2 separate regions of the Mus musculus genome follow, and region 2 is linked to region 1. A link is a loop called in an ENCODE intact Hi-C map of the cell type or tissue named here. Cell type or tissue: left cerebral cortex. All regions are shown on one strand. Each heading gives the region's core, and the rest is flanking DNA. Links, peaks and the distances in the headings are about the cores only.

What was found. A loop is a pair of places that touch in the nucleus more often than their neighbours do. Peaks named below come from ENCODE experiments on the same cell type or tissue, not always from the same donor. Only the 100,000 strongest peaks of a DNase experiment are listed, where the experiment ranks them.
Region 2: it touches region 1 in a loop (8-fold over the local background); 19 of 42 quality-filtered maps call a loop at or near these places.

Annotation. Positions count from the first base shown.
Region 1 is chr14:7,810,581-7,823,179 of GRCm38, reverse strand. Flnb (filamin, beta) reads right to left here and starts at 5,223. Exons shown (of 46, transcript NM_134080.1): 1 at 4,737-5,223. The coding sequence starts at 5,028. In left cerebral cortex, for the core only: a CTCF peak has its summit at 5,294; DNase peaks (open chromatin) are centred at 4,037, 5,254 and 9,273; H3K4me3 peaks cover 2,071 bases; H3K27ac peaks cover 1,242 bases.
Region 2 is chr14:7,990,831-8,003,429 of GRCm38, reverse strand. Dnase1l3 (deoxyribonuclease 1-like 3) reads left to right here and starts at 9,248. Exons shown (of 8, transcript NM_007870.3): 1 at 9,248-9,600. The coding sequence starts at 9,445. It overlaps Abhd6 (abhydrolase domain containing 6), which reads right to left and starts at 542. Exons shown (of 9, transcript NM_025341.4): 1 at 467-542. In left cerebral cortex, for the core only: CTCF peaks have their summits at 5,846 and 9,054 (motif pointing right); DNase peaks (open chromatin) are centred at 2,487, 5,842, 6,055, 9,033 and 1 more place; H3K4me3 peaks cover 577 bases; H3K27ac peaks cover 988 bases.

The DNA of each region.
Region 1 (12,599 bases), core at 1,444-9,443:
AGAATCCCTTGCCATGGTCAAAAAGCTTTGGGTTTGAACACCGTCAGCAGCCCACTTTGTGTTGCCTGCTCACAGGGCAGAACCTGGACCCGTGGGTCAGGGAGTGCCTAAAGACATACTTGGCTCCATATAAAAGTCCTTCTTCCCACAGACCCTCCAAGAATGAAGGCAGCCACTCACTGGCATGCTGGCTCCACCATTGTTAAAGCTTAGCAGAGGCCCAGCAGCCACCATCTGGAAGTGATTTGGCCCAGAGATTCCTGAACGGGGTGGGAGGTTGGAATGACAGGCGCCTGGAGCTCCTGTCCAGCTCAGAAACAAAGCTGGTGTGAATGGATCCTGGGGGCAGCCAGAGCACAGCAGGGTCACCCCCTTCCAAGAGTAGACATCCTCTAAGCAGCTCCACACTCTATTTTAGCAAGTAGGATCAACATTAGCCAGCTGAACTGGCCTCCGAGAGCGCGGCTTGCAGCTTCAGTCCAATGCGCACACCCTTCCAGCCCAACCCGAGATAATCTCATAGTAGCCTGTCTAGTTAACAAGCACTCACAGAGCACTCGCTATGTACCCTGCACTACTCCAGCCACTTCAAACAATAGTTTTGTTTTGTTTGTTGATTGTTTGAGTGCTTTGCTTGCATACATGTGTGTGTGCCTAGTGCCTATGGAGTTCAAAAGAGGCACACTATTCCCTGGGACTGGATTTACAGATAGTTGTGAGACATCGTATGTGTGCTGAGAATTGAACTCGGATCCTCTGCAAGAACAGCAAGAGTTCTTAGCTACTAAGCCAACTCTCCAGTCCCTGTTTCAGCCACTTTTAGGAATATTAACTTTTATTGCAAGCAAAAGATATGTAAAATTATCCTTGCAACAACTTTTCTAAGGTGTTATTTATTATTTCTCTTTCAGCAATTAGACAATAGAGGTGTAGAAAATTTTTAATAGTTACTTTGTGGCAAGAGAGAATTGACCGACCCCCTTTGCCCTTAATATACCTCACAGTAATGTGCTTCTGTCTTGTTGCAAATGGCCCTGAATTTGTCAATTCTAACAAATTGAGATTTTGCTACATAAGTACTCTCTGTGGCTCTTAGATTTCATGGTCCAAAAGAACACAGTGGCTTTTGCTTGCTCGTTCATAAGGAATCACAAATGGGAACTGCATCAGATTAGTGATGAGGAGACAAAAAGAAGGAGATGCTAGTGGCATGGTGACCCAGCCAGGGACCCAAAGGCTTAGGAACTCACACTAACAGTGCCTAGGTTGACCCTGTGCATCAGCGTCAGCTGCATCTTGTAAACGGGGAAGAAGAAAATCCTTTTTCAGAGGACCAAACCATAATAGATTACCCAAATTTCTAGCAGCCTCAATTGTCATTCTTGGGCCTGGAGACTTCTTTTCTTTCCAAAGTAAGCTGGGCTGCCCAAAAGTCAGAAAGATTTGTGGAGAAAACAAGTAAATAATACTGCCAACTCCTGACAAAAACCCTGTAACCAGGCAGGCTGAGCCTCTCTGCGAACTGCTCAAGACATAGGAAACTAAACAAAACTCTCAATGTTGGGATAGCGCCTAGGGTGGGACCAACTTCTGATAAACCACAAATGTGAGCAAACAAATAGCCATGGCTGTCTTTCAGAAGTTATTGGCAGATATGTCACTGGCCTCTGGCAGCTGCTGACCATCTCATGTCTCACAGCTGGGTTTACGGACATGATTCTAAAGGTTCTCACAGTGTAAACTGTTGGGCGTTAGCCACGGTGTACAGCGATGCTCTGAATTCATCCAATAAGCATCCCCCGTTATGGAGTAAACATGAGCCCCCGGAGAACAAGAATGCTCAATAAAACGCCACCAATGGAGACAGCAGCTATTCCTCAACAGTCAACCAACCGCAAGACAAAACACCTCCTGACAGTTACAACATTTAATTCCAGGAGATGTCATCACAGCTCAGAGGATTAATCTTGCCTCTCTCTCATCAAAGACCCCCATGATCCCTACCTACTGCGTCTGAGGCTAAGGTTCAGACTGTGGATATCCAGCTTCAACACCCTGGAACTGCAAAGTGTAAGTAAGCTCTACCAACCCTTCTATGCAGGGAAGAGGAAGGGAGGCTGTATTGGCTCTCTGACACTAGAAAGAAATCCACTCGAAGTTCAAATTCAATAGCTTGGCAATCATGCATTCTGGGCTCCGTGGGCTTCCTAGCCCTGTTGCCTCTAGAATTTGGTTCATTTCTGTTTCCTGTCTTTTTAAGTAGGAAACACTAATACTAACAACAGCATCATTAACAACAGCAACTGCTTTCTAAGTAACATGTGGCAGCCTAGGACAGAACTCAACCCCTGCCTGACCCTCTAGGGGACTGTTAGAGAAGATCATTATCAGAAGGACATTAATTGATATCAATTGATTGATTATCCTGGCTATTCAATGGGAACAGTCAACAGAACATACAGTGGGTGGCCCTAGTAAAAACTGTCATGGCAAGCACAAGACAACACACGCGAACCAAGGTCCAAGCCAGATGACATTTTTTTTGGGCTGGTCATTACCTATGACATCTATCCCTAGGCCTAGGCTCCATTTCTTCCTGCAGCAGTCTGGGCCCCTGGCAAGATGGATAGGTCTCCAGAGGCTGGAAAACCTGTTTGCTGAGAGATCTTTCTGGAAAGCAATAGGGAGGCTAGGGAGGAGTTGTATGTGGTCACACCCTCTAACCTAGGAATACTACTCTGGGGAATATGATCCAAGAAGTATTTTAAAGAGACAAATCAAACAGTACAACTTGTGAAGGACTACTGACACAGCTGGCCATGGGTAACAGATGAATGGAAGATAACTGTGAGATGTTAGGCAATGGGGGGCTCAGGCCTCAGCAGGTTCGAGTGGAAATCATGAGGACCAATTAGAAAACTGTGAGGGACCACCAGGCAAGGCCAGAATGAGACCCACAAGCTTGGAGGAGCATGGCTGGGAGCAGCAGCCCACGAGTAAACAGCTAGTCAATTAGGAAGTCCTTGATTTTCTGGGGCTGTGATTTCTTTTCTTTCTTTTCTCCTTCTCCTTCTCCTCCTCCTCTTCCTCTTCCTCCTCCTCCTCCTCCTCCTCCTCCTCTTCCTCCTCCTTCTCCTTCTTCTTCTTCTAAAAGCAGTTCTGTCAGGTTTAACTCCTGGTTTAATTTAATTTTCTTTGTTGAGTTAATGAAATACATATAGCATTTAAAACAATGGATGAAGGCAAGTCCAGCTCAGCCAGGCAGGCTTTGAAAATCACTCTTCATAGGAAAGTAGAGTTCCTGTAGAATTCTGAGGTCCTCCCTCCTCAATAAAAGAGATGCCCACCCCCCATGTGATGCACCCCTGGCAGCTTCCTCCACTGAGAACCCACCCCTGGGAGGGAGAGCTTGCTGGGAGGCAGGCTGGTAGCTAGCGGCCTGGCCCCAGGAAGTAGCAAGCGCATCTACCTGCCAGCACAGGTGTGGGGAAAGTCCAGGGCGAGGCCAGGAGGAGGCTCAGTCCAGAGGGAACCCCTTTCCACTAGAGAAAGTCCCAGAAGCCACACCCACCTTCCTTCCTTTCTGTCACTGGAGTCACTAGAATGGCCTTGCTTCCTCAGGAAGAAACCTCAGCCCTAAGAATCCCTTTCACGAAGTGCACACATCCTCTACATAATACTTTGCACACCCACTGTGTACGGAAAAAAAAAACTTTCATAAATAGATGCTATATGTGCACACACGAATGCCTACGGGGGCAAACAAGTGAGCCCGGGCATAATACACACCTCCCTTGTCCATCACAAAACACATTCTCAAGAGCCCTGTTTTCTCTTTAGAAGCCTAAAGTACTCGAGGTCTTAATTCTCTCACCCAAGGCGGGAGGAAAAAAGCAGGACTCAAACTCTCTCAGGAAGACCCAGGAAAAGGGGGTGGGGACTGCTTTACTTCTAAGTTGGACCACATTGGAGGTGGCCCTGGGAACGTCAATTAGCCCGGTAAACGTCCCCTCTTCTGTAAAATGGGCCTAAGAACATCTCAGGCCACCGGACGTCAATAACTCAGAGAGCCACACAGCCAGCGCCAGTCAAGCCCTTTTCTACACACATTAATTATTATCAACCACTAAATTATCTCAACCTGAAGGAACCGGCCAGCGCTGAGCCAGAGCTAGGAAGTGAGGACATTCCCCTGTGACGCCCCTTCCAACCTCAGAGCCCACACCCATTCCGGTCTAAGAAGGGGAGGGTCTCAGGTCCTCGTCTCCACCTAGGTGGTGAGATCCTAAGCAAGAGAGCGGTCGCGGTCGCGTCCTAGGTCTCCACGCCCAGACTCGAAGCCAACGCCCTTTCAGCCGGGCGGGTCACTCAGCTCTAGGCGCACCTGGCTAGCGTAAAGTAGGGATTTGGTACTTGAGTCCACGGCGTTGTCATTAGGGTCAGCAGACGATTTCCCCAGCAATCCCAGGAGTTCCCGCAAATTAAATTCCAGGTGTGACTGGAAGGTCTGAGTGCTTAACCCACCCCAACACTGCAGCGGCACCGCCAGGAGCACCGTGTCGAGCAATCACGCCAGGTCCCAGCCCACAGATGGCACCGCGGAAAGGCCTATGTTCCTAGGTCCTCATCCCAGGACCATCTCCCCCTCCCTCACACCCGGGAAGCGATGCGCAGTGGGGCGCGCTGCCGGATACCCCCCGATTACTGCAAATTTAGGGCCTGGCCACAACACTCACCAATGGACACGAGCTTAATGCTTTCGTGGTCTAGGAACTCCAGAGCCACAGACACATTCTCCAGCTTCATCTGTCTGAAGGTGGGCCGCTGATGGTACTTGTGGTGCATGCGCTTCTGGCTGAGCACCTCGAGCAGCGCGATGAGCCGTAGCCCGTCGCTCAGGTCGGTCTGCAGGTTCCCGATGCGTTTATTCACACACTTGAGGTGCTCGTTGCACCAGCGCGTGAACGTGTTCTGCTGAATCTTCTTCCACGGCGCGTCCTCCGCCAGGTCTTTCTCCGTCACCGGCATCCTGGAGGCAGAGAGTACGCGGAAACAACGAGCTGCAGGGACTGAGATGAAAAGCCCCAAGGGCCCGGGGAAGGGGAACTGAGGCAAGTGGGGAGAGGGTTAGAAAGCGCTGCTATACTAGCCGCAACAGGATCAGGACTGCCTTCGTCCGTCCCCGGGCGCGAAGTAGCCTGGCCTGGCGCCTGCGCGCTACGCCGCCCCGCCCCCGAGGCTCCGCCCCGTTTCTACCCTATAGAAGCGAACTCCTTAGCTGCGCTCGCCCTCTACGGTCCAAAGCCTGCATTACGCCGGAGGGTAGGGTGGGGTGGTGCTTCCTAAGTATCCCCAACCTGATGTACTGCCCAGCAAGGAGAAAGTAACTTGGGAAAGGCCTAGAATAAGGGCACACGAGGAGGCGGGGGACTAGCCTAGAAGGAATGGTTGCGTCAAGAGGGAATATGCCACCCATCTATAGGTTCAGTGAGAGGAAAGTGTTTTTCTCAGAGTCTGCACGTAAATTAGACACGTTGATTTCTAAATGAAAAGGAACTCAGAGCTGGGCGTGGTGGCGCATGCCTTTAATCCCAGCACTTGGGAGGCCGAGGCAGGCGGATTTCTGAGTTCGAGGCCAATCTGGTCTCCAGAGTGAGTTCCAGAACAGCCAGGGCTACACAGAGAAACCCTGTCTCGAAAAAACAAAAACAAAACAAAACAAAACAAAAAAGAAAGAAAGAAAAGGAACTCAGCCTTAAAGTCCAATACCACGTCCATCTGAGTAGCAGTAGTGAAAACGAACTGTTTTCTATGGCTATTAGAAGTTTTTTGCTGGTGTAACACAGATTTCCTGTCTTGCATGTCAGTAAGTTAGATGTCCCGTCTGGGGTTCATTGGCCCAAGGCATTTCTTGCTGGAGCTTCTGGGAAATAATCTGCTCCTTTGCCGTGCCAGATTCTAGACGCTAGGTGCATGTGTTGGCTTACGATGCCTTTCTTGTCTTCAAAGCCGGTAAAACAAGGCACAGATACCTTTTTCACCCTGTCATCTCCTCAGTTCTCCATAGTCAGGTCTTCCTAGAACTCTCTTGAAGACCCTGTTGACTGTATTAGGCAAATTGATTAGTCCAGAAGATCTTGTTATGTTTTATTTTTTTTAACTATGATGGCCAAGAAAGGGCCGGATAAATGGGTCATGGCACCTACTGACCGGTGTCCCTCTTCTCTTCCCTTTGCCTGAGAATTCAGTTCCTTTCTCTCCACATCCCAAGCCTGGTAGCCCTCAGCTCAGCTTGGCTGTCTCCCCCCTGGCCCCCCAGTGTCGAGGAGCAGATGGAGATCTAAGGTCTCGAAGAAACTGAAGATACGTGTCTGACATGAATGATATCTGTTCCATGCTGGTCTGCATACCCCAGCAAGAGGTCTAGAGTGATCTCAACTACAGCTGAGTACCTGGTGTAGAATTGCCATATGAGATGTAGACGACAGATGAGTGAGTGGGTGAATGGATGGATGTGTGCTTGCAGACTGAGGGGGGCAGCCTTCATCCTGCATGCAGAATCAACTGGGGTGTGGGACACCCATCGTGTGAGACCTACAGCCTGACATTTCAGGCCTGAAGAATCTACATCCTGTCCCTGCCCTGGGTGGGGTGTTTGCTCTACTCATTTCCACAAAGCAATTAACTGCAAACATATCAATCCAAGGAGATTGATACTAGAAAGCCCAACAGTCCTTCCTGCCTTATAAGGAAGCTCTTGTCACTGACCTCTGCTGGTTCAGGCTCCCAGTGTCTGCTCTCATTCCAGCTTTTATACTTTCCTTTGGTATGGAAGAAACAGTAATAATACTAGGAGAACACCTCACAGTTTATCTTAGTGACTTAGCTTTCTGAGTCCTTATACACCCAGGGAGCGAACCTGGATCCTTAACTTCATTTTCGTTTGCTTGCCATTTTCCTTGTCCATAACATCAGATCTAATTATCTCTCCAGATTGAACTCCTGAGAGTGGGTGTGGGGGGACCTTTGCCACACAGAACTTGGCTCACTTACCCCTTCCTCCTGGAGGGAAACGTCAGCTATCTACAGGGTGTCACTAGACCATGCAACCGTACAGTCGAGTACAGAACAATAGGGCAAAGCTTCTGGTCCTATATAAATACAGGTTGTATATGTGTATATAATTACCTGTCGGTGCATAAAATACCTCTGGGATGATTCATAAGCAAACAGTAACCAAATTCATAGCCAACATTACGTTGGCGAGACAGAGTCCTTATACACCCATTTTCTTTCTTTTCTCAAGATTTATTTATTGTATGTATATTTATTTATTTAATGTCTATGAGTACACTAGCTGTCTTCAGACACACCAGAAGAGGGCATCAGATCCCATTAGAGATGGTTGTGAGCCACCATGTGGCTGCTGGGAATTGAACTCAGGACCTCTGGAAGAGCAGTCAGTGCTCTTACCCGCAGAGCCATCCCGCCAGCCTGGGAGAGGTATTTTCTTTTCTGCAGTGTGCTCAGTCGTGTGCAGCTCCCCTCCCCCAAACAGGGTCTCATATAGTTCATGTGAGCCTCAAACTCCTCATGTAGCCAAGATGGCCTTTGAACTTTTGATCCTCCTGTTTCCACCTCCTATGTGCTAAGATTGCCAGCATGTATATCACAGTGGCCTTAGAATTTTTTAAAGTCAATTAAATTAATATTTGTAAAATTCAGATTTCAAGTTGGAGGTGAACTCAGTGACTGAGGTCCTGTGTAACAAGCACAGTGTTGCTTGTTGGTGGAAGAAGCTGGCAAGCATCCCCCTTACTCTGTGGTCAAAGTCAGCCTCACCTGTGAATGGGGAACAACGGGATGCCACAGACCTCCCCTCCACAGGATATGGTGACAGGGGCACTTCATCTTTGGGTTGTTCTTTAAAACACTTACTAGAGACCTCTGTCTGCCTTGAATTTCAAAGAGGGAGAGGATTGAGAGTTTGAGATCAGCATTGGCTAGCCTTAGCAAGACTCTGTCTCTAAAACAGTAACAATATTATCCTACACACACACACACACACACACACACACACACACACACACACACACAAACACGCACACGCACACACATTCACTCACACCTGGGGCTAGGTAGGTAGCTAAGTTGGTAAAGTACTTTCTGCATAAGAATAAAGATTGCTACAACCATAGAAAAAGGCAAGGTATGGTACCCCCAGGGCTTGGGAAGTGGAAGATAGATCCCTGAGGCTTGCTGGCTAGCCAGTCTAACTAACCTATTTGGTGAGTTCCAGCCAGTGAGAGACTCTAATCAAAAACAAGACTGTCTTAGTCAGGGTTTCTATTCCTGCACAAACATCATGACCAAGAAGCAAGTTGGGGAGGAAAGGGTTTATTCGGCTTACACTTCCATACTGCTGTTCATCACCAAAGGAAGTCAGGACTGGAACTCAAGCAGGTCAGAAAGCAGGAGCTGATGCAGAGGCCATGGAGGGATGTTCTTTACTGGCTTGCCTCACCTGACTTGCTCAGCCTGCTCTCTTATAGAACCCAAGACTACCAGCCCAGAGATGGTCTCACTCACAAGGGGCCTTTCCCCCTTGATCACTAATTGAGAAAATGCCTTACAGTTGGATCTCATGAAGGCATTTCCTCAACTGAAGCTCCTTTCTCTGTGATAACTCCAGCTGTGTCAAGTTGACACAAAACTAGCCAGTACAAAGACAAACAAACAAAACACAAAAAAGGTGATGGCTTCTTATAAACAAAACCCAAAGTTGATCTCTTGGTGATCTATGTGTACAACATGCAAGCTTGTACCCATGCTTAGGAAAAGGAGAACACATACAGACACACACACATAGAAACACAGACACAGACAGACACACAGACACACACACACACACACACACACACACACACATGTTTAAGTGAGGAGTAAATCAAAGAAATAGCTTGCTATGATTTGGGGTAAGTGTTATAGATGTTTGTTTGTGTGCCTGTGTGTGTGTCTGCATGCAGTGCCATAGTTGGTGTGTAGATGAGAGAGGACATCTTATGAGAGTCTGGTTTTTTTCTTTTTCTTTCTACTATGTGATTTCAGGGGGAATCAAACTCAAATTGTCAGGCTTTGTGGCAAGTGCTTTAAACTGCTGAACCACTCACAGGCTCTGTTTGTTTTCGCTTTGCGGTATGGGGTATGGTCTTGGGTATTTCAGGCTGACCCTGAACTAACTATATAGCTGAGCATGAAAATGAGCTCCTGCTCCTCCTTCCCACGTGCTAGCCTTGCAGTCGTAGATACCACCATACACCATATGGTGCTGGGGGTTGAACCTAGCCCTTCACATGGGCTACCTCCCCTGCAGTTCTCTTTCAGTTTGCTTTTTTAAACAGTCTATGTAGACTACAATGGCATTATCTTAAACTTCTGGTTCTCCTGCCTCTGTCTCTCAAGAGCTGGGATTATAGGCGCGTGCCACCATGCCACACCCAGATGAGCCCTCTTGAATAGAATTTTTGGCTTCCTTTCTCGTCACTGGTCTGTGGTTGTAGTGGCAGTGGGTGTCACTTGCAAGGGATCTCTCTTGGCCTCTACATCAGTCTTTGTGCTGCTATATAGCTGGTACATGGGGATTGATCAATTATTACTGCACGATTATTAACATTCCAGTTACTAAGGTACAGGCTTTGCTTGTGGATGAATATTTTATTTCATAACAATGTGGCCTCATTAGAGGAAACCAAGAAGTTAGAGTTAAGCAGACTCCTTTTTATAGTCCCTTGATAAGCCTGCAAGCTGCTCCCATGTCCCTTCGAGGGTGTTACTGAAAGATCCTGACAGAATGTAAAAGGACACAGAAGCCCTGAAATTGGCAAGATAGATGTCAGTGTTAGCAGAACTAGCTTCACTGATTTAGAAAAATAGAGGTGCACAATGCTCTGGCCACTCCTCGAACCTGTGTGTCTGCCAATGTTCTGACCAGGTGTGTGCCCATTGCTGCACCTTCATTAGACTCTTTCCTTGTACCCCTCCCATACCCATTTCATGAGAATAGACATTGTTTAGATCTGGAAATCCCCTACTCTCCCCCTTCTCCTTTCCCCCCTGAGGGCCTATAAAAACTGGAACCTCTTTCCCCTCGAGGTTGACTCCTCTACCCCTGCGTGGGATATGAGTCGTCCCCAGAGCTCTGGCTTTCCCCAATAAAGCCTCATGTGGTTTGCAACAAGCTCGGTCTATCGTGAGTTCTTGGGTGTCCGCTATTGTCCTGAGGCCTGAGCGAGGGGCTCCTTTCTGAGTCTTTCATTACCAACACATGTGGCTACCAGCAAAGTCTGCTCTTCCTGATTTCTTGTAGCCTCAGACTAAATCCTTCTAGACTGAGGCCTGTTAGATTTGCTGCAGAGCTCTTGCCTCTTCCTAACCCTCCCCCCAATATTGTTTTCTCTCCTTGCTTCCTGTTAAACTGGCAGGGCCAACTTGTTTTATTTCTCATATTGAAACAGTCCCACCCAGACCCAGACAAAGGCCAGGCCAACATCAGACCTGTGTCAGCAGAACTGCTGTGGACATGTCCCCAGCCTTCCCTGACTCATCAGACCCCAGGCTAACCTTTCTGGTGCTCTGAGTCCCTCTCTGAAGATGCCTGCAGGCTCCTTTCTTTGGGAGGGGGAAGGACGGCAGAGTCAGTAGGTCTTGAAATCAGAGCTTGGGAGCTGCATCTACTTCTGGTGAGCAAGCTGCAGCCCAGGTGCAGAGTTTGTGAATCTCATTCCGTTATCCTATCTATAAAGTAGGAGAAGGCCTATTTCCTAAGGAACATTCGAAAGCAAGGCCCGAGGATGTAGGCCACTACTTAGCAGAGTTTAAGCCCCAGGAAGACATTGAACTTCTTGGTCACACCATCCTGGTTTAGGAGTTGCTGGGGAGCCCAATCTGGGTCTTCTGGTGTCTGGGCTGGCACTCTGACTACAGAGTTGCATCCCCAACATGACCTCAAACTTCTGATTACCTCCCAACCCCCATCTCTGTACCTTGAGCAGATTATAGAAATGTACAGGCTATATAGTGGTGGCTATAGAAGCCATGGCTTCATGAATGCCAGACAATCACTCTACAGAATAAGATTCAGCCCCTCATATGATCTTTTAATTTTTTGTTTTGGTTTGCTTTCATTTTTGACAGGTTTCTCTGTGTGGTCCTGACTGCCTTGGAACTCCTTCTATAGACAACACTGGCCTCAAACTCTGCCTGCCTCCACCTCCCAAGTGCTGGGATCAAATGTGTGCACCCCCGTAGTCTGGCTTCGTTCTTTTAAATCTTAAGGAAAGGCATTTGTTATACAGAGGTCCAAAGCTGGTGACAGAGGAAGGGCGTCTATGCTTAGCAACCACACCTCCAGCCTGCTAATGTCTGACTAGCTAGTTAACAACACTGGTGGCCTTACTTTCTTCTCCACCATTCATGTCTTGTGTAACCCTCACCTCGAAATCTGTTTCTGGGACAGCCTGAACTACATCAAACAGGGGTAATCTTGTCTCTGGTGACATTGTAACCATGGAAGAGAGGAGATAGTCCTCCCAATTACTGGCCCAGAATGCTGCCAAACACACACAGCATGAAACAGTTCCCTCACGACAAGAGCGATCTTGTGGCAAGAATACTAAGGTTAAAAATTGGAGTGCTGGGGCTGGAGAGATGGCTCAGTGGTTAAGAGCATTGACTGCTCTTCCACAGGTCCCGAGTTCAAATCCCAGCAACCACATGATGGCTCACAACCATCCATAATGAGATCTGATGCCCTCTTCTGGGGTGTCTGAAGACAGCTACAGTGTACTTACATATAATAATAAATAAATAAATCTTTAAAAAAAAAATCGGAGTGCTGGTTATAAACCATGTAGGTGGAATGTCCCGGCAAAGCCTGGCTATGGAGAAGCACTACAAGCATGGGGTAGGTCCCAAGCGAGGAGGACAGCTTCTACCTTTGCCTCTTCTACCTTCTACTTAGTACAAGTAGTTTGGCGGCTAACTCTACCTCACAATGAGATCCAGAACAAGGACTAGCATGAAGACTGGCTTGGCCAATTAGAAAAACCCCTTCTTAAAAAGGCCATAATTTGAGGAGTTGGGGTGGGGTGGTGTCAGAGGAGGAGTTGGAGGTGGGGTCACCAGGAGGAGTTAGGGGGTGGGTAGCAGGGCAGTGATGTAACTCAAAACTCATATATGAAATTCTAAACAACAACAAAGCAAAAACAATAAACAAACAACCCAAATGCGCTGGCTAGTTTTATGTCTACTTGACACAAACTATAGTCATCTGAAAAGAGGGACCCTCAATGGAAAACATTCCTGTGTAAGATCCACCTGTGTAGTACATCTTCTTAGTTAGTGATTGATGAGGAAGGGTCCAGCCCATTGTGGTTGGTGCCAGGCCTGGGCTGCAGGTCCTGGGTTTGGGGGTTGTTGTTTTGAGACAGTCTCTCTACCTAGCTCTGACTGTCCTGGAACTTACTATGCAGACCAGACTAGCCTTAAACTCAGAGATCTACCTGCCTTTGCCTCCAGAGTGCTGGGACTTAAGAGATGTA
Region 2 (12,599 bases), core at 1,675-9,674, 180 kb before region 1:
CAGGAGAGCGAGTTGTAGCCCTGCTCCAGGGTGGTGTAGGAAGCAAGGAGTTGGGGGGAGCGCGGGACTAAATCCATCCTGGCACTAGGAGAAAGGCACCGCGGCTGCTACAAGCGCGGAGCATCCGGAGGAGGAAGAGAAATAGGATGCAGATTCCACTTCTCACTCTATCCCTGGGTTTAAGGAGGCTGGCAGGCGGCCAACCAGTGGCGACGAGACCCGGCTTGGGGACGTCTCAGGCCTTTACCCGGGATTTGCACCTTAAGAGAGAGCGGGAAAATGGAATACGAAGGGAGGTTTGTATCTGGGACTTATCTGCATTCACCCTTGCGATGCTGGGGTGAAGAAGGGACTGGTCTCGGAAAGTGGGAGCAGGTGGTCAGGTCGTAGGAATGGGAGGCTGCCATCCCTCTCCTAAGAGCGTAGCCACCGTCGCCTTTCCTTCTGCCTCGCTCACCAGACCTACCTCAGTGACCGCGGTCCTGCTGCCCGTTCGCCGCCCTCCAGTCCCAGGTCCCCGCACCTGCGCACTCTCGCTCTCGGCAGTGGGCTTGGCTTGACTCCTTAAAGGCGCAACGCACTCGCTCGCGCCCTCCGACAGAAAAACCCTCCCAGCCCGCATCAGGCGTCGTCTCAGCAGCTGGAATTTGTTTGGAGGACGCTCTCCAGGGGACGCTCCCCATCCCCGGTTCAAAAAATATCAAACCCGGAGATACAGTCAGTATCCCTCCCCGGAGCGCCTCTCCGCACGAGCACCCATTGGCCAAGCCGAATCATCCCTTTCACAAAAAGTGCTGGGGGGGGGGGGTCATTAGGGCGCAGGCATAGCCACTCTGCCCTGCGAAGCCACGAAGCACGTGGGGTACTGTTTCGTTTATTGAGCATCTACTGTTTGCCTGGCACTACTGAGTATCACACCAAAAAGATTTATGCAGGGTCTTGGCCCTGAGAGCTTAGGAAATCCAAAGCAAATCCAAAACTCAATCCTGACTTACTTCTCAGCACCATATAAAAAAGCTCCTGGTTGAAAAAGTCCTCCAAGGGGAACGCGGTTCAGAATAGAATGAAATGTACCCAATAACGCAATTTAGTTCAAGTGACCAGATCAAGAGAAAAGGCCACTCATCGTGCCAAATAGAAACATCCCTGTGGTCTTCAATAGCCTATGCTTTTGAAGGTCCCACTTCAGGTAGGGCAGAGAGGCAAGCAGATCTAGAACCCCTGAGGTGTGACTCTGATTTCTAACAAAGGGCTCCCCCTGGTTACTAGATGCAGCCAGAATCCAGGGCTCAGGAAAGCATTGAAGTTAGACTGGGGGTAACTGCAGCACTAGTTTCAACAGCACTTTTCAAGGGACATAAGATTGTTCTAAAATCCGTAGGAATGAGCAGAGTCAAGAAAAGCAAAAACATCCCTAATTTTAAAAAGGGGGGGGGGAGCCCTCAGGACTTAGAACAGGAGCACAGTAGTTCACACATGAGGCACAGCACAGAGATGGATTTTTAAGAAGCCGATGAGGGCAGTGGTGGGGCACACCTTTAATCCTAGCACTCCAATGGCAGAGCCAGGTGGATCTCTGAGTTTGAGGCCAGCCTGGTCTACAGAGCAAGCTGGATCTCTTGAGTCTATAGAGTGAGTTGCAGGACAACGAAACTGTTGAGAAAGAAAGAGAAAGGAAGGAAGAAAAAGGAAGGAAGAAAGGAAGGAAGGGAGAGAGAGAGGGAGGGAGGGAGGGAGGGAGGGAGGGAGGGAGGGAGGGAGGGAGGGAGGCAGGCAGGCAGGCAGGCAGGCAGGCAGGCAGGCAAGCAGCACACCTACTTCCCTCTCCTGTGAACTGAGGTTAGAGGGGACAGTGAATCACAAAGCAGCATAGGACAATCTGTGTGGGCGGCCAAACAAACAAGTAACCCTATCACTGCAGCTGGCGGCACAGTGGGCTGCACGGGGAGTGGAAACAGCTCCAGTGTGTGAGCCACTTGATCCCGAAGTGGCAGGGAACAGGCTGAGCTCAGAGTGAGAATGGTGACAGATGCTGAAACACAGCCAGTGAGGTGCTGTGGAAGAGAGCTAGAAGAAAGCAGCTGGTAGAGAGCAGAGTGATCGGCTTTCCGCCCTTTTCAGGCCAGGTCCCAAGCAGATTGGTCTGGTTAAGGGCAGGTGAGCAGTTAGCCTTTGGCGGAACTTCTCCTCCTTCCCTAGTTTGGGCGTAACGTTTCGGTTTGTGTGCATTAACCCCCTTGCTTTCAGCGGCAGCCTGTGAGTCTGCTGTTTAACCATAGGGAAACCGAACCTCAGTTTTGGGTAACTTGTCCAAAGTCACTGCAGGGGTGATAAGGGCCTGTCAACCAACCTGGCGCTCTGGAGGACCTCCGAGGCTTTGTGAGACACATGCTGCAGGCTGAGGTAAAGACTCCACTGAATTCACAACCTGTGGGAGACATTGGAGAAACTGGGGGGACTGTTGGAAATGCACCTCATTTTAGTGACGACGCCTCCTCACCATTGCGGCTACATTTGAACACAGCTAGGTTGGATGTGAGTGGGTCTCCATGGAAACAGCTTCCACTGACTTTCTGTAGAGAATTGGCTTTTAGTCCCAGAATTAATTCTAAATACAGTTTCTGGACTTTCTCTGTACCACCTTTACACAGGAGCTCCTTAGGGCAATGCAAAGCAAAGGATGAGGGCACTGGTTGGTCTCTGGCATGTCAATTCTGCCGATCACTCAATGGACACTCTGAGAATTTGTCTACTCTCTCTCAGCTCCAGCTTATACCCTACTATACAATAGGGACAGTATAGCATTTACCTCTTACATTTATCCATGTTAAGAAATTCTTAGGTAAAATAAATATTATGTCTACTACTTCTTGCTTGCCCATCCTCTGCGTCCTAACCTAACCCTAATGCCAGAATGATCAATTAATTCCGATTTGCCTGTGACTTGTTTATTTAGTGTTGCAAAACTAGTACCCTAGGGACTGAGTTGATATCACGCTTGGGCAAACTGGAAAGTCTAAAGTAGCCAATGGGACGCAAGGCGATTTGAGCTAGAGATTTAGTGTGGCAATTCAAATTTGTGACTGACTTTTGGCCATTGGATACAGATATTTCAGAGACCCAGAAAACTCAGTGAAACTGAAGACAAGCCCATTAATTCCTTAACTCTGAGTTAAGGCAGAAGGCATTTTGGTCATCCTTTCATGCTTTTCTTAGTCTGAGTTCTGTTGGTATAACAGAATACTGGGCTGATTTATAAAGAAACAAGAGCCAGGTGTGGTGGCTGCTTGACTTTAATCCCAGCATTCAGGAGACAGAGGCAGGTGGATCTCTGTGCGTTCCAGGCCAGTTCTGGTCTACAGAGCTAGTTATATACATATAGCTAGGAAATGTAGGGCTGTTATACAGAGAAAAGCCTGTCTTGAAAATGAAACAAATACAAGACAAAACAAAACAAATAAACAATTCCACCATCACCACCACCACCACCAACAACAAAACTAGGTTCATCTTGTCTCTCGGCTCAGAAGGCTGGAAGGTCCGGTCAGGGAGGTGCTGTGTGCTACTGACTGCTTCAACACATTGCAGAAAACATGGGGAGGAAGAAGCAGAGTGAGAAGAAAGCAGAACCCAGTGGGAGGATTGGTTTGTAACAACCTGGAGGTGAGATAGTCTTCCATGTAGCTTAGACTGTCTCACTCAACCTGCGTACACCTGTGGAGTCCTGGGATGACAGGCATGTGACATCACACCTGGCTTAATGTGTCGTTCTTGCTAGAACAAGCCCAGTCCTGTAGAAGAGGACTGCTCCCTCTTAGTCATTAATCTTGTTTTAATGGTTCCACCACCTCTTAACACAGTTCTATCAATCATATTCCGTAACGCAACCTCCACCCTTGTGAGGGCAAACTGTTGAGAAAGTGTCTGGAAAGCCCCACTGTGTACAATGATTCCACATACCACATCAAGAACTACTCGTGTCAAAGTGTCCAGAGCTGATGTCTTAAATCAGAACACTATGGACTGGAATGGCACTGACCTGCATCTAAGTTTGGTCTGGGGGCCTCTTCGGAGGCTCTCCTCTACAGAGGAATTCCCTGTCTTAGAGTGTCATTCCCACCTGGAGAGTCACTTGTGAGTCACCATTTAGTTGAGGTTTGACAGCTGCTCCAACCTGCTTTCCTACTCTGCCTTTTCAGCTGGTGTGGCTTCTGATGGATTAACCTATGGAAGCCTAATGTAGGATGACTCAGAAGAAGATATGATGCTCCGAGAACATGACTCATAATCCACTGGGGACCCCTATGCCACAGTCTGGGTGTCCAGAGAGCTTGGTGTTTCTGTGTATTTGAAACTCGTCAGAATCAAAATGGAGCTTCTTACCCTAACACAAACCAGGAGCTTCTGAGGGAAACGCTCCTGGCTCTGTCATTTGGCAGTGATTACCACCAAAAACACTCTTCTAGAACCGCTACCATACACAAAGGCCATCACAGTGACTCACAGAATTATTTCTAGACAAGCACGGTGGCACATACCTGTAATTCCAGTACAGGAAACATTGAGACAGGAGAATGGCAAGTTTAAAGTCAGCCTAGGCTACCTGAGACCAGAAAAAAAGTGGGGGAGGGGGAGGAAGGGAGAAGGGGGGGGAGAGAGAGAGAGAGAGAGAGAGCTAGACACATTCAGAGAGCTTTTACTATATAATTGGACTGTGTGCTTTCAGATAGTCAAAGTTATGATGGAGGGAGGGGTCATATAATGTTCGAGTGAGAATAAAGATGTTCTAAGGGAAATACTGTCAGACCAGTCTCCTGTCAGGCAGAGGGGGGCGACTTGCCTCCCAGGAAGTGATTTCATGGAGTTCTGACAAAATGTGGGACCACTTTTCAGATCAGACTAGACAGTGATGCATCTGTGACAGGCAGGGTCAGACCTTAGCCTGCACTGGTTTTTTTTTTGTTTGTTTGTTTGTTTGTTTGTTTGGTTGGTTGGTTGGTTTTTTTTGGTTTGGCTTTTTTGAGACAGGGTTTCTCTGTATAGCCCTGGCTGTCCTGGAATTCACTTTGTAGACCAGGTTGGCCTCGAACTCAGAAATCCGCCTGCCTCTGCCTCCCGAGTGCTGGAATTAAAGGCGTGCACCACCACCACCTGGCTAGCCTGCACTGTTAATGATGCATATCTTTTGCCTTCCAGGTAGTCACTGTCCTAGTTGTCCCTCTTCCCAGTGTGACCAACTGAAGGGATCTCCTTTCTCTGCTTTTCACTTTCACTTCTCTTTAAGGCCCATTGAGGACAGGTGGCGAGCCTGGCTTGTCAGGAATGCCAGTGCGCAGTTGTGACATTAGAGGGGACCCAAGGCAAGACTGCTACACAGATGCGTAATTTAGATGGGATCCCGGGGGACGGGGGGTACTATGAAGGACATTACTAAACTGGCTGGCAAAACCGGAGTAATATTATAGATTAGGTAACAATACTGTATCATTGTTAAACCTGGTTTTGGTAATACTCATCTGGATATAAAGAAAACATACTTGTTCCTGGGTCATGCACCCTGATGTTTAAGGGTAAAAAGTCACACTGTCTGAATCCTGCACCTGAATTGAAAAACTTGTACACAGAGCAGCTAGCAAAAAGGAAAGGTTAGGTAGAGTATATGATTTCTTCTCACCGTTTTTGAGATTTGTATGTACATTTGGGATTATTTCAAGGTAAGAAGATAATTGTAGGTAGGTGAAAGAACTTCATAATTTTTAGCGTACCTCTGCTTCCAGGCCCTCACAGCGCCCTCTTGTGGTCAGGCTGGGAAGGTCAGCTTGATGCCAACAAGCTGCTTTAGTATCTCCAGAGGCCTTGCCCTGTTTGTTTGCAAGAAAGCTGTGAGAGAAGAGCAATGGAGGGAGGAAAGTGAGAGAGAAGAGCTGCCAGAGGGAGGAACTGGAGAAAGAGCTGCAATGGTATCGTTTGACCGACTGCGCTCTTTTGATTAAAATCTGAGGGACAGTGTTTAGCACTGAGGGGGGAGACGCGAAGGCACAGCCAGCTCATCAGCCAAGAAACCGTGCTCCCACCTGCCAGACGAGGGCGCTGCTTCCTCTAGTTTCTACCCTGAAGGGCCAACGCGGAACTCCGGAATGAGATGCCAGCTGCGGAATTAATGCGAAATGAAGAAGATAGAGTCACGCCAAAGCAAGGTCCCATTTGTGCCCTTATTTAAGATCGATACTCTGTTCACTATGGTTTTTTTTTAATAAATTTTGATTTTTACAAAATATGTAATGAAATTACCTTGATTTTTTAATTTGTTTGGCATTACCTTGAAATTTGTACCCCAAACCAGCATCTTGTTGGCCTCTCCCTAGCCCAGCCTGGCAGATCTAATAATCTATGCATTGCAACATCACCAGCTCCAAGTCACAGACTGGTCAGGCAAAGTCTGAAGTTATACGGGTCTTTTTGTACCTATAAACAAAGAATTAGCCAAGAGAATTCGTTTTGAGAAAGCAAATGAAAGTCTTCGATGTCACACCATAACCAATGGCTGGGCTCAACGCAATGTCTTGTCTCTGACTTTCTGTTCCTTCATCTGAAAACTAGAAATAGCAATGCTTTTCCTATGATATTTTAGAAACTGCTTCTCCAATTCTCCCTCCCTCCCTCCCTCCCTCCCTCCCCCCAACTCCCCCCCCCCCCCCCGTGTTGCATATGTGATGAGTGTGGTGAGTGCAGCATGGGCTCATGTGTGTGTGTGTCAATAGATGTGGAGGGCCAAAGAGTGTGTCCAGTGTCTGCCTGGACCACTCTTCACCTTATTCCTTTGAGGCAGGGGCTCACTGAGCCTGGAGTGCTCACAGTTTTTGGCTAGACTGACAGCCAACAAGTCCCTGTCTCCATCCCTCACAACCCTGGGGCTATAGGTATATATGAGACCACGCCCAGTCAGGCGGGCTTAGTGGACCACGCCTTTAATCCTAGCACTCGGGAGGCAGAGGCAGGCAAATTTCTGAGTTCGAGGCCAGCTTGGTCTACAAAGTGACTTCCAGGACAGCCAGGGATATACAGAGGAACCCTGTCTCGAAAAAACAAAAAAACAAAAAAACAAAAACAAAAAAAACCACGCCCAAGTTATTACACAGGTGCTGGGCTCCCAAGTCAAATCCATGCTTGCATAGCAAGTTCTCTTGACCACTGGACTGGCTCTCCAGTTCACAGATAACAATATTTTGTTCACACAGATGAAAGGCTAGGCATTGTGCTAAGTTAGCGTTTTAGTTAAAAACTAACTTTCACAGCTGTACTATATGGGAGCAAATATTGCCCATTTTTAAAGTGAGGGAACGGTCACAGAGGTTTAGTTATTTGTGTGTGGTTGAACAGCCAGTAACTGGAAGCACACTTGCTCTGACCTCCACACCAACATTCTCAACTAGACTGATCTAGTGTTAGGGGGGTGTTACACCTGGGGCTGGAAGCAGGGGTGAGGAGTGGAAGGGGCGAGAGGGAGGCAGTGGGAGAGGAAGTGTGCATGATCTGGAGCACCTACCAAGAAATATGGCCGTTCTGCCAAACAAGAGCCCCTAAGGGGATGGAGAGGTCGTTTGCTTGGTTGGATGCTTGCTAGCATGCTTGGGGCTGTGGGTTTGACCTCCCAAAGCACAAGAAGGGGGAGCAGGGGCCCTCAGAAGGTGAAGGCAGGAGAATCCGAAGTTCAACGTTATTTTTGGCTACATACGGAGTTTGAGGTCAGTCTGAGCTAGGGGTCCTGTTTCAGAAAAAGAGAAGGAGAAAAAGGAAATTTCAAAGAATTTTGAAAGCATGACACGTGAGCCTTCTCTTCCTATGGTGGTTCTCTTCAGTGCAAGTACAGCCTGCGTATACTCTGTCCTGTGGGGCTGAAACTGAGAGCCTGTTTCATCAGCTGGTACAAAGGGGTCCACAAGAATACAGCTCCCACTGTGAGAGAATAGGGACTAAGAGAACCAGATATGAATGATGGTGGCCTAGAAGCATAAATTTAGGCTTCCCAGATACTGAGTTTCTACACGATAACATCTTGGGGTTCTGTTTGCTTGTTTATGCGTATGGGTGTTTTGTCTGCATGGGTGTCTGGCACCCTGTGCATGCCTGGTGTCTGTGGAGGCCAGAAGAGGACCCCTTGAACTAGAGTTCCAGACCATGATGAATGGCCATGTGGGTGCTGGGAGTTGAATTGGCACCCTCTGAAAGATCATTCGGTGCTCTTAAGCTCTGAGCCATCTCTACAGCCCCTAGTTTCAGGATGTTTTTATAGGAACAAAACAAAAGAAAACATTGGTGGGAATACCAGGTAGGTGGCTTCAACAAAGCAGAAAAACCCATGTTATTGGCCTTAGTTGCCACCTGATGACATTCTTGGATTCCTGGTTAGAGGGAGCTAGGGCTCTGCCCATGTATTCCAACAGGGGTTTACCTGACTGTCACAGGATGTGAGGTCAAGCACAGGTGTTGGCAATGGGTGGCCTTTAAAGGGCGCTGAAGATGGCTGCAGGAGAATTTGAGTTTTCAGTCAGAGCGGTGGTATTAGCCAATCAGCTTTGTAGGATCTGGAACGTGGGTGCGGCTCCACCACCCCATCCCTGGTGCTTTGGTTTACACACATGAGTTTTGCTAGAATTACACAACGTTAGCTTGTGCTTCTCACCGCAAGCCTGAAGCTGCTGATGAGATGTGATGACACAGTAGTGTGTGCATGTCGCAGGATTGCTGTCTGGCTGCTCACACATTGCTTCGCACAGCTGCGTCAGACACTGGAAACACCTGTTTGGGTCACACGACCCAGCCCTGCCCACCCTGGGACTTTCCTGCTGGCTCTTTATCTCTGCTGCCTCTGAGGGCCTCAGCCTGTGACGCTTCTGCTCCTGGGATCTCCACCTCACCTTCCTCAGATGCCAAGGTATCCTTGCTTCACTGAATTCAAACTAAACCTGACCTTATGCACCCACGGGGACTGCTAAGGAGACACTGCATAGATGTGTCCAGTGGTGACTGTTCACCAGGTCTTTGTCCCCCAGCAGGTGGCTCCACCAGTCCAGTTCCTTCTGTGTGAACATTGCCAAGCTCATCAACTCTCAGGGAGAGGCCCATGGCTACCACAGGAGACATGCCTAGAGATCAGAGCTAACCCCACCCCACCCCTGCCCACTGAGATTATGAGTGGCTTTTAAGGAGGCTGGTTTGTAAATGCAGCATGACGTTTTCCTCATGAGGACAAGAAAACCAGAGGCCTCTCTAATGGCTAACCCATTACCTTCATTTCCTTGGGGATTGAAACGCGTGATGGTGAGTTCCTCAGAGAAGTGAAAGTGACCTAGAGGGATCCAGTAATTCCTGTTATCAGCCTGCTTTATAAGTCAGTGAGCCAGGCACTGTCTTCATCCAGCCTGAAGTCCCAGGAGTGCAAAGATGTCCCTGCACCCAGCTTCCCCACGCCTGGCCTCCCTGCTGCTCTTCATCCTTGCCCTCCATGACACCCTGGCCCTAAGGCTCTGCTCCTTCAATGTGAGGTCCTTTGGAGCGAGCAAGAAGGAAAACCATGAAGCCATGGATATCATTGTGAAGGTGAGTCATGTTCCTGTCCTGGACACCACTCGCACCTTCTCCCAGCTGTGGACTCCAGGGGTCTGAAGTTGCCCTGGAGGTGAGGGGGAGGTAAGGACAGGCTTAGAAGGTGGCTAATGATGATGGTCACTCCATTACCATCATCACTCAGCTCTGGGTATTCTCTGTTCCATCTTCAGACTGGGTGGATCTGTGCTTCCCTCGGGGGTGTTGCAAGTTTGCTTGAGCAGGTAAATGTGATGCTCTTGCCAGAGTCTGGCTGGCAGTCAGTTCCAGGTACCGGCTGCTGTTCTGACGGTTTTAATTGAACATACTGAATGTCTGTGTCAGTCACTGTAAATACATAGTCTCATTTGTCAACTTTTCAAGCAAGGGCTGTTGAAGAGAATGAACTCAGAAGGGCTATGAGGTGCTGGGGAGCTCCAGGGGCTGGTGGTGAGGGAGCTGGGGCAGCCCTGCCTGCCTCCTCTTCATAATCTTGGTGAAGCAGGGGAGCCCCCTCCTGGCGCTCTCTCCCTCCCTCCTCCCCTCCCTCCTGCGTTCTCTCTCTTTCTCCCTTCTTCATTCTTCCCTTGCTGTCTCTCTCCTTTCATCCTTTAATCCCTTCATCCCTCTCCCCCATTGATTCCCCAACTCTCAGTTCTGCTCTGTCTCCCTTTACGAATATTTCTGTCCTTGGGCAATATGACCTGTCTGGGAAAGCTGCTTATAGTTTTCTGGAGCCAACTGACTCTCTGTCCCATGGGTTTTGATCCTGGGACTCTGTGGGGTGGCTAGTACTTAAAAACAAACAAAACAGAGTGGGATTGGGGTTTGCTTCCTTTGGTAGGATGCTTGCTTTTTATGAAGTCCAGAGTTCTATCCTCAGCCCTGCACAAACCAGGCATGGCGTCCAACACCTGCAATCTCAGTACTGGGGAGGTACAGGTAAGAGGGTCCAAAGTTCAAGGTCATTGTTGGCTGTAGAGTAGATTAAAGGTCAGCCTGGTCTACACAAGACCCTATCTTAGCACAACATGACACACACACCACCACCACCACCTCTACCAGTAACAGCAGCAGCACCAAAGGTCCCAGTGTGTGGTGAAAGTGCCAGCAGCCCTGGGTTCAGACCCCATCTCTCAGCTGAGGGAGCTCAAGGTCCCCGCTCTTCCTGATACTTCACGTAAAGTGGGTGTGGCCGGTAGTGCTAGTCGGTGAAGCCCACCTGAGGCAAGCTGAGCCCAGCGGAGGACACTGCTGTGCTACTGTCCGGCAGAAGACCTGCTGGGCTCCTGCCAAGATAGTCCTGGGCCCCAGGTGACAATGCCCTTTAGGTGACAGCTAAGCACCTCTGGATGTGTTTTTAGCAGGGCAGCTGTGCTAAGCCAGTGGGAACTTTGACACCACAGCTTAATGGAGAAATCTAACACGCAAGGAAACTATTTCCCAGCATCTTCACACGTGGCCCAGGGACCACGTGCCTATCTACATTCCTGACTTATTCAACCCTGAAAGTTTTGCTACACTCTTGGGGGCTGTGTTCTGTTCTCGGGTGGTTCTGGTTCTCCACACAGCTTCTTCCCAGAGCTGAGTGAGTCCCACGAGGTCTGCTTAAAGCTTTTGCCAAAACTTCATCCTATCCTCACAAAGCCAATCTCCCCAAACTCTCAGAGCCGTCTAACAGAACAGTGGCAGTTGACTCCAAACACCTGGTGCTCAATCAGGATCCTTAGTGCTTGTGAGGATCAAGGAGAAAGACACATTTGCCGCCCAGAGAATGCAAGCAACGTTCTTTGTAGCAGAGCATTCAGGTTAGTGGTGTAAGTGTGCCATGAGAAGGGCGTTGTGTGACGCTACAAGTTAGGGTTTAGGCAGGGCAGTGGTGGCACACGCCTTCACTTCCAGCCTCCCCAAACTTGGAAGGCAGAGGCAGGTAGATTTCTGTAAGTTCAGGTCAGTCTGGTCTACAGAGCAAGTTCCACAACAGCCAGGGCTATGTAGAGCCTGTCTTGAATAAAAAAACAAAAACAAAAACCAAAAAAACCCTCCCCTGAAAACAATCCAAAACAAAACAAAAAGTAAAAACAGAAGTAAAACAAGAAGTGAGAGTTAGAAGAATATTATCAGTATTTCTTATGAAGCCTATGCTGGTCAAACTCTCTATGTAACCAAAGGTGACCGGAACTTCTGATCCTCCTGGCTTTACCTCCTGAGAGCTGCGATTAAAGGCATGTGCTATCACCTGGTTTATGTTGGAGACTGGTGTGCAGCAGGCAAGAATTCTACCAACTGAGCTGAGTCCCATCTGCTCTGTAGTCCTCTGCACATAGCCCTCTGTACAGCTGCTTCCTCTATGGTTCAGTGAGCATTGGTGACCTGAACAGCAAGAGAATGTGAGTAGTGGGGGTCTAAACTTCAGATCCCCTTTCTGGCCACCACACTCAAAAGCCAAGGAGATCAGCATGCCAGAGGCCAGGACCCTCTCTTGAATGACTGACTCACCAGCATAGAGTAAGTGTAAGCCATGGGCTCAGGTTCCCTTCCCAAGAGCACAGTCAGATTTCCTGTTGACGTCCTGTTGCTTGCTTACCAAGCATTTCTGAACCCTGCATCTCCAGCTGATACTGGTTTCTGGCTTCCTTGCTTTATCTCTGGGAAGTTTTCCTCAGACAAGAATCTGCAAGATCCTGTTGTCCGAATTCTTAAAAGAGCATGGTCCCAGGAAAAAGCCATGTTTCCGGGTCCTACTACTCGGGAAAAGACACCCAGGCAGCCCTTTCAGAACCAAGCTCTGGACCCTTTAAGATTTGGCCAATGCCAAATTCCTGCCTTCACAGAAGGTTACCACAACCTGGAAGGCAGTTATGCCAACTACTCTGCTGCCAAAACCTCTAAGGGCAAGAGTTTGTGGAGGACTTGCATGGCTAGTATGGATGGAATCCAGATAAGGGTGTCATGTATGCACCGAGGGAGGCGGAGGGGACAGTCTGGAGAGGTCTAGAGAGGTCTTGGGTGAA